2 separate regions of the Homo sapiens genome follow, and region 1 is linked to region 2. A link is an interaction called in ENCODE POLR2A ChIA-PET data of the cell type or tissue named here. Cell type or tissue: GM12878. All regions are shown on one strand. Links, peaks and the distances in the headings refer to the core of each region. The heading gives the core; the rest is flanking DNA.

What was found. ChIA-PET counts read pairs that join two places held together with the same protein. Peaks named below come from ENCODE experiments on the same cell type or tissue, not always from the same donor. Only the 100,000 strongest peaks of a DNase experiment are listed, where the experiment ranks them.
Region 1: POLR2A ChIA-PET joins it to region 2 with 5 read pairs; 2 of 35 experiments call an interaction of 5 or more read pairs at or near these places.

The regions. Positions count from the first base shown.
Region 1 is chr13:44,948,647-44,952,936 of GRCh38, reverse strand. It overlaps NUFIP1 (nuclear FMR1 interacting protein 1), which reads left to right. Exons shown (of 10, transcript NM_012345.3): 8 at 3,099-3,215. Among named protein-coding and RNA genes, the nearest start is that of TRE-TTC2-1, 33 kb to the right of the region's middle. In GM12878, for the core only: no CTCF peak of the experiment used is centred there; no DNase peak of the experiment used is centred there.
Region 2 is chr13:44,761,394-44,765,683 of GRCh38, reverse strand. No RefSeq gene overlaps it. Among named protein-coding and RNA genes, the nearest start is that of LINC00330, 46 kb to the left of the region's middle. In GM12878, for the core only: no CTCF peak of the experiment used is centred there; a DNase peak (open chromatin) is centred at 1,572.

The DNA.
Region 1 (4,290 bases), core at 953-3,452, 190 kb before region 2:
ATTCTAAAAATACCTGACAATAATCTTCAAAGTATCAAGTTCAGGAAAAACAAGGAAAGACTGAGAAACTGTCACAGATTTAAAGAAGATTAAGGAGTCATGACAACCGAATGCAATGTAGTATAGCAGATTGTATCCTGGAACAGAAAAAAGGACGTTAGTGGAAAAGCTGGTGAAATTACATTACAGTCTATAGTTTAAATACTAGTGTGGTACCAGTGTTAACTTCTTAGCTATCATAAAGTACTTTGGTTATGTCAGATGGTAACATCAGGGAAGCTGGATGAAGGATATATGGAGACTCTGTACTATCTTTGCAACATTTGTATAAATCCAAAATTGTTTCAAAATACAAAGTTTAAAAAAGAAGGGAGGAGGGAAAGGACATTAAAGCCTTGCCCTCGGCTTCATGAATTGGATTGTGAAGAATACAGTTTTCCAGAGTCAATTTCCCTTTGTTTTTATTTTTTTCTGTTATTTTCTGATTATAAAAGTAATATAGAAAATGTGGGAGCTGGGCATAGTGGCTCATGCCTGTAATCCCAGCACTTTGGAAGGCCAAAGTGAGCAGATCACTTGAGGTAAGGAGTTCGAGACCAGCCTGGCCAACAGGGTGAAACTCCGTCTCTACTAAAAATACAAAAATTAGCCTGGTGTGGTGGCACGTGCCTGTAATTCCAGCTACTTAGGAGGCTAAGGGGAGAATCGCTTGAACTCAGGAGGTAGAATGCACTGCACTCCAGCCTGGGCAGCAGAGTGAAACTCTGTCTCAAACAAAAACAAAAACAAAAAAACAGAATTATCAAGATGATTGAAGCTGAGTAAAATAATAGAGAATGGTGGTCAGAAAAGGGGATATGTGCTTTTATCTGAAGTGATCAGTAAAGGCATCTCTAATAAGGTGACATTAAGACATCTGAATGAAATGCGAGGCTGATACCTAAGGGAATAGCAGTCAAGGCAGAGAGACTGCCACAGTCACCCCAGCCTTTAGTGACCACAACCCTGATCAGTCAGCAGCCAGCAACATCAAGACAGTACCCTCCATCAGCAAAAATATCACAATCCCCTGAAGTCTCAGATGAGTTTTAGCATTTTTTAGCAATGAAATATTTTTAAATTAAGGTACATTTTTTAAGACATAATGCTATTGCACACTTCATATGCTACAGTATAGTGTAAACATAACTTTTATATGCCCTGAGAAACCAGAAAATTTGTGTGACTTACTTTATTGCCATATTCACTTGATTGCAGTGGTCTGGAACCAAATCTACAATATCTCCAAGGTATGATTGCATATCAAATAACTGTTTGGAGTTTTACTATAAAAGGGAGGAAAGAAATGGAGCTATAGCTGGGAGACATTATTAGCATTATTGTGGACCATAAAGACACTTTGATAGGATGGCTTCATTTTAAGAAGACTTTGTCTGTGGGAAGCATTCTAGCTCACTGGTAACAATTTGGATTTGGAGTCAGATAGCCAGGCTTTAAATTTGACCCAACTGATTTATAGTTATCTTAAGGAAAGGTTACTCAAATTCTCTGGATTTTTGTTTCATCCCTCATCACATACCTCATAAGGATTAGGTCAGATCATGCTTTTGAAGAGCATAATATTCAACTATTACTGTACTTTTTGTTACCTCTCTTTGAGTCTTGGAAATAAATGCTGCAGTTTTTTCTTTCATCATTCAGCCAATGAATGGGAAGTCTCCATACTAACACTGTGGTGGATTTCTGCTTAATCTACTAGTAATTCACATAAACTTCATACTTTCCTTTCCCTTTATTAATCAAGGAGTAAAGGTAACTTAGCTTAAAATTGACAAGGAGTACTTTTATAGGTGTGATGGTGTGTAGTGAGGAGAGAGGATTTAGCTCCATCCAGCAGAAGGTGGCAGTTGAACATTCACATAGAAAGATATTCCCATTTCCTACTGGCATGCTTTGGTTTCCCCTAGACTGACTTGGTGAACATTAAATGCTTAGTCTTGAAACATTTTATATTGGTTTTAGGTTGAGTTGGTTAATTAAATAGACAAATTACTTATTGTCTTCAGTGAGGCCTTATTTTTATTGGTTGTCTAGAATAGAGTTACTAGATTGTTAGAGCTGCCAAAAAGAAATGTAATAGGTGGTGTCCTGGGGCTACAACTAGGCTTGCTGGGCCTGGATCAAACACTTTATATTTGGCAGGCACTTTAGTATTATGCTTGGTAAATTCTCATGGTTGCCTTGTTTATTTAAGTTCTTAGAAGTTTTAAATAATAAAAACTTTGAGTGGGCTGGTCACAGTGGCTCACACCTGTAATCCCAGCACTTTGGGAGGCCAAGGCAAGCTGATCAACTTGAGGCCAGGAGTTTGAGACCAGCCTGGCCAACATGGTGAATCCGCATCTCTACTAAAAATACAAAAAATTAGCTGGGCATAGTGGCACACGCCTGTGATCCCAGCTACTCAGGAGGCTCAGGTAAGATAATTGCTTGGGCCTGGCAGGCAGAGGTTGTGGTGAGCCGAGATTATGCCACTGCACTTCAGCCTGTGTGACAGAGCAAGACTCTGTCTCTAAAAAAACTTTGGGTGGATTAATTCCAGCATTACTGTTTGACTAAGCCTATAGAATGCTTTGAATATTATTTGGATCCCCAAAAACAGTCTTAAAAACAGTTAAAAGCATAGGTATTTTAATACTTCATTTATTTCTAAACCTAATTTTCAGAGGCAGTGATCCCAATCCAGTGAAGTTAAATAAAGTTTGGGTCTTCCTACTACCTGTAAATGAACAGCAAAGACTATGTAATTAAGTTAATTTAGAGTATGCTCAGATTGTATAACCTGTGAAGCATGCTAAGTAACTGAGCTCTATATAGCTTCCTTTTCCCTCACTGTCTCCTCTGGGGCAAATGGTTTCTTGGCCCATGAAGATGTCTAAACCAAGGGGAAGTGTTTCTGGCCCCCTAGAATTAGTCTTTTGGAAAGATTAAGGAAATGATCAGAAATTACTTAATTTTCACTAACAAATGAGGGAATGGGGGATGGACAGCTTTTTTATGGTGGTAGATGTTTTGAATCTGACTTCTTTTCCCTTCAGAGTCTGATAAGGAGGAGAAACCACAACATTCTGTGATACCCAAGGAAGTGACACCAGCCCTATGCTCACTAATGAGTAGCTATGGCAGTCTTTCAGGGTCAGAGAGTGAGCCAGAAGGTAAGTCATGGTGTGTGTTGTTACAGGGTTTTGTTTTGTTGCTTTTTGCCTTTTGTGCATGCTGCGCATTAATAACATCCAGGATGTGCATCCTTTATTTGGTTTTCAAATTCCTTTTCCATTTGAATCAGAAGTAAAGTTAACATGGGTTAAAGGAACTCTGGAGTAATAAAGAAATGTGTTGCTACTCTGGGAATAAAAAGGCAAAAAAATACAATATAGGCCGGGCGCGGTGGCTCACGCCTGTAATCCCAGCACTTTGGGAGGCCGAGGCGGGCGGATCACGAGGTCAGGAGATCGAGACCATCCCGGCTAAAACGGTGAAACCCCGTCTCTACTAAAAATACAAAAAATTAGCCGGGCGTAGTGGCGGGCGCCTGTAGTCCCAGCTACTTGGGAGGCTGAGGCAGGAGAATGGCGTGAACCCGGGAGGCGGAGCTTGCAGTGAGCCGAGATCCCGCCACTGCACTCCAGCCTGGGCGACAGAGCGAGACTCCGTCTCAAAAAAAAAAAAAAAAAAAATACAATATAATGAAAGAATAGGAAGGAAAAGAAAATATCCACTAACAGAACTGAAGAAAATTCTAAACGAAATGGCAAAAAGAAAATTCATTTTTTTCTCTCTGCTCTGAAGAACCCTTGTTATAACGTGTTTATAGCATCTTTGGTAGATGGAGAGAGATCTTTTATGACAAAGAGTGTGATACAATTTTTTTAATGCATATAGGGCATTGTTCTTCCTAGAGCATATTTACATAAATTATCTCATTTGGAAAACACAACAACCTTATACTTGTGTCTGCATTAGCTTGTGCATTTTAAAGGTCGGAAGAAATTGAATCTTTTCAAGAGTCTTTCTGAGAAGTCAGTAACTTTCAGAATACATGTCTTACCTTTAAAGATGATGTTACGGATGGTAACGTGTGAGGCTTCATTGTGAAATTTAATTGTGATAAACCAGTTTAATTTCCTTCAGCATCTCTTTCAGGGCTACCTGAAAGAGCCATGAGTAGGCTCTTGATCTGATGCAGTGTAGCAGTTTTTAATCCAAGGTTTATATCAATAATCCAGCATA
Region 2 (4,290 bases), core at 599-3,098:
CCCTGTCTCTACTAAAAATCCAAAAAATTAGCCGGGCATGGTGGCGGTGGGCACCTGTAATCCCAACTAGTCATGAGGCTGAGGCAGGAGAATCGCTTGAACCCAGGAGGCAGAGGTTGCAGTGAGCTGAGGTCGCACCATTGCACTCCATCCTGGGCAATAAGAGCGAAACTCCATCTCAAAAAAAAAAAAAAAAAAGATATGGGTGATAATAATGCTATTTCCACCAGGTTAAATTCCAACACAAGGTGCTCACAGCTGCCCAGAATGGCACTGGGAAATATGAGTTTGTCCTTGTCCTTTTGACCACCTTGCTGTTTAGATTCCTGAGAGCTTTAATTATTGCCCTGTGAACAGAGCTGGTCTTTGGCTTGTTTATCAGCTCCAGAGCTGAGGAAATTGGGCTTTATCTCTTTCAGATTAGATCACTACAAGCCTCATTGGGTAAGGATAGAGGAAGGAGGGGTGGGGAGGATAAAGCCCTGACTCCCTTTACTCAAAATGCTCAGCAAAGCCCAAACCCTTTCTAGAATAAAGCACCAAGACTTTTCCTCCCAACTCGGTGCAGGATAACTAACTGGGGATTTCTTTATTTACTCCTTTCAGGAGGCTTTTAATTGGAAAACCTTTTCCGTAACCAAAACGCCGATCTCTTTGAAGATAAGGCCCTTTTTGCCTCAGGTTTCTGCTTCTCCCATTTTCCATTTCCTTCAAGTTTTATTAACTCTGTAGCCATGCGGGAGGTGGGGGCATCTGGGCCACTCAGGAACTTGGTACCTTTCCTGCCTCCCAACAGATTCCACCCCCTCATAAAAAAGAAAAAAAAAAAAGGAAAGAAGAGAAACACACACACACACACACACACACACACACACACCCCAACACAACGAAACACCCCACTCTGCAGTTGTTCTTCATGGTTCTTATTTTAAAGGATCCCGGTTCTTATTTTAAAGGATCCCGGTTCTTTGGGTGTGGCCTGGCTGGCTGAGTGCCTTTGGTGGCTCTTGGGCGCCTGGGGAGGAGAGTGGGCCCCAGGGATGCGCTGGCAGGGGCAGGCCCTCCGTCCTTCACATCTCTCAGCTTCTTTCTGAAAGGCTCTGCTCCTGGCTCACCATTTATCATTCCTTCACGCTGCCTTCTGTTCTTTGACCTCCAGCCACAAAACAACTTCCTGATTACCAAAGCCGGGTGCCACCTCCCTTGGCCAGAAAGCCAACCTGGAACTGCACGAGGCTTCATTAAAATTCACCACCCCACTGTTGCTCCTTGGATTCCCATGAAGTTACCTCCCTGGTGTATTGATCTTGAGGGCGAGCTGGCTGCATTGGAGCGCCTGGTTAAATGTCTCCTTTGTTGTTGTTTTTTTTTTTTTTTTCTTTTCGTTTTTTTTTTTTAACCCGTGGAAGGGTTTAGAAAGGAAAATTTGATCCTTGACACTTTTGCAGACGCCAGTCAGCCGAGTGAATAATGTATCTGTCCACTGTACATCGGGGGAATTGAGGGCTCCTGAAGGGGAAGTGGCCAGTGGCCGGACAGAGAGGGGAAAACCAGATCACAGGATTTCTGAAACTCAAGTCAGCTGCATTCATGAGCAAATCAGCAGTCTCCTGGTTCTTGACCTCCTTTGGGCATTGTGAGGGCTGATGAGCTCATGCTTGTAAAGACTGCAAGCCTTTAATTGAAGTATAATTAATAACCATCTGATAAGTGAATAACAATAATAATGCTGATGTAATCCCCTTCCCCCATAGCCCCTCTCCTGTTTCCTCGGGTGGGTAACACCCTGGGATAATGTCCCAACACATTCAGCTAGGTGAATGGCTCTAGCTACAGACAAATCATCGCAGCCATGTGCTTGCCGGCACAGCCTAGGGTTGGCCCGCCACCAGGAGACCTCAGGGCACAGAACAATGCAGCAATGTTCTGCAAGTGTTGGGCTGTTCAGGAAATGGGAAAGTTCAAGCTGTTTCAAGACTCAGGTAGCAGGACATCCACTAGCTTCTTGCCAACCTGGTGGCCTCTCAGGCAGGACAGCTGCACCTGGAAGCCTTACTAACACTGACCGTTACTTATTTCTCCTGTGCTCTGCTTCCCATTCTTTCCATAGACCCCTCATCCAATAAGATGAGTTCATGTGTCTCCCTAGGAAGATACGAATGGATCAGGCTGCTGCCTCCACACTATTGATTATCAGAGGGATATGTGGACATCAGTCAACATGCATCAGGAGGCATCTTGAGTACCTGATGAGATTAATGAAGATGCCATAGGCTTTACAAAAAAGAATCCTTTTGGTTCTTAGGCTTCACAGAGTTTAATCCATAAAACAGAGTCCCCAAAGCAGACTCCAGGCTTAAGAAGTGGTTAGAATGGAAACAGGAAAACAATGATGAAAGAAGCAGTTTATCATCCACTTTTGCCCTAAAGACTTCTCGGGCCAAAAAGCTGAGATAGACAGAATGGAATCCACAGCTAGAAAAGATAATAATACTTTTTAGTTGCAAACAATTTACAGGTTACCAAGTGCTTCCATATAGCATGACCTCATTTGAGCCTCACAATATCTCTGTAAGGTTGGCTGAGTTTATGATTCCCAGCTTATAGATGAGGAAACTGAGGTCCAAAGAGGCTAAGTGACTCACTCACACAGAGTGGCAGAGTCAGAGCCAAAGCCAAACCCATGTTCCTAGTAAGACAAGAAGACTTGCTCCATAATGGGCAGATTCTATAATCTCCTCTCTACTGGGAAGATAAGTAGTCAATTTATCCAATAAATAGGTAATGAATGTCCATTCTATGTTCAGCACTGTGCTAGGTGTTAGGGAGAGGGCAGTGAACATAACACAGAAGGTTTTCATAACATTTTCATCTCTATATTAGTGTTGTCCTTGCTTGATGCTCTAGGCCATGGGTTCCTTCTAGAGAGATGTGTAGTTGTTAAAGTTCTTTTGGCCAAAGAGTAAAAGTCAGTTCTGGCTAGCTAATGCATAGAGAGGGAGTTTATCTGAAAGATCATAGAGTAGCTGATATACTTTGGATGGATATTTGCCCCTCCAAGTCTCATGTTGAAATTTGGTCACCAATGTTGGAGGTGAGGCCTGGTGGGAGGTGTTTGGGTCATGGGGGTGGATCCCTCATGAATGGCTTGGTGCTGTCCTTGCTGTAATGAATGAGTTCTAGCACCACTGGTTCCTGTAAGAGTGTGTTTAAGGCCAGGCATGGTAGCTCACACCTATAATCTCAGCACTTTGGGAGGCCGAGGCGGGTGGATCACCTGAGGTCAAGAGTCCAAGACCAGCCTCACTCACATGGCAAAACCCTGTCTCTACTAAAAATAAAAAAATTAGCCGGGCGTGGTGGCACATCCCTGCAGTCCCAGCTACTTGGGAGGCTGAGGCAGGAGAATCACTTGAACTCAGGAGACGGAGGTTGCAGTGAGCTGAGATTGTGCCACTGCACTCCATCCTGGGCAACAGAGTGAGACTCTGTCTCAAAAAAAAAGAGTTGGTTGTTTAAATGAGTATGGCACCCATTCCCTCTTTGTTTCTTTCCCGCCATGTGAAACGTCTGCTCCCTTTTCACCTACCTTCATGACTGTAAGCTTCCTGAGGTCACCAAAAGTGGATGCTGGCACCATGCTTCTTATAAGCCTGTAGAACTGTGAACCAAATAAACTTCCTTTCTTTATAAATTATCCAGGCTAAGGTATTATTTTGTAGCAACCCAAATGAACTAAGACAGTGTGTCATGGAATTTAAGCAAATGTCATTCCACCCCAAGCTTTGGGAAAGCCGATAACTTATATTCCCTGGGTTTGGGTAGAGCAGTTTCCAGGCTCTCAGCAGCAGAAGTAAGGAGACCTTCTCTTTCATCTAGAGTTTTTCCTGACATGTTCTGCTCTCACGTTCAAATCCCAGCAGAGAGAAAGAATGCCATTGGCCCATCTTGACCCAAAGTCTCTACCTTTGGAAGAACTCCCTCAAGGCCACAGGGCAGGATCACAGCGAGGAGACGTTACTACTAATCAGTTTCCAAGGAACAGAAATCACTGGGCTCTGGGGAAGCCACACAAAAAAGTGTTTAGTACAATATGCGTACCCGCGACTTTGGGTGATGCTGCAGCATAGAGCAGGTAGGCAGGAAGGAAAGCCAAAAATTCTCAGTTATTGCTTCCCTGAGACCATTATCCCCTTGTAACATTCCCTTTAAGTTCTCTATCTTCCAGATGGAAATTTCTGTCAAAAATACAAATGAAGCAAACTTTCGTAAATACATTCTGAAATATTT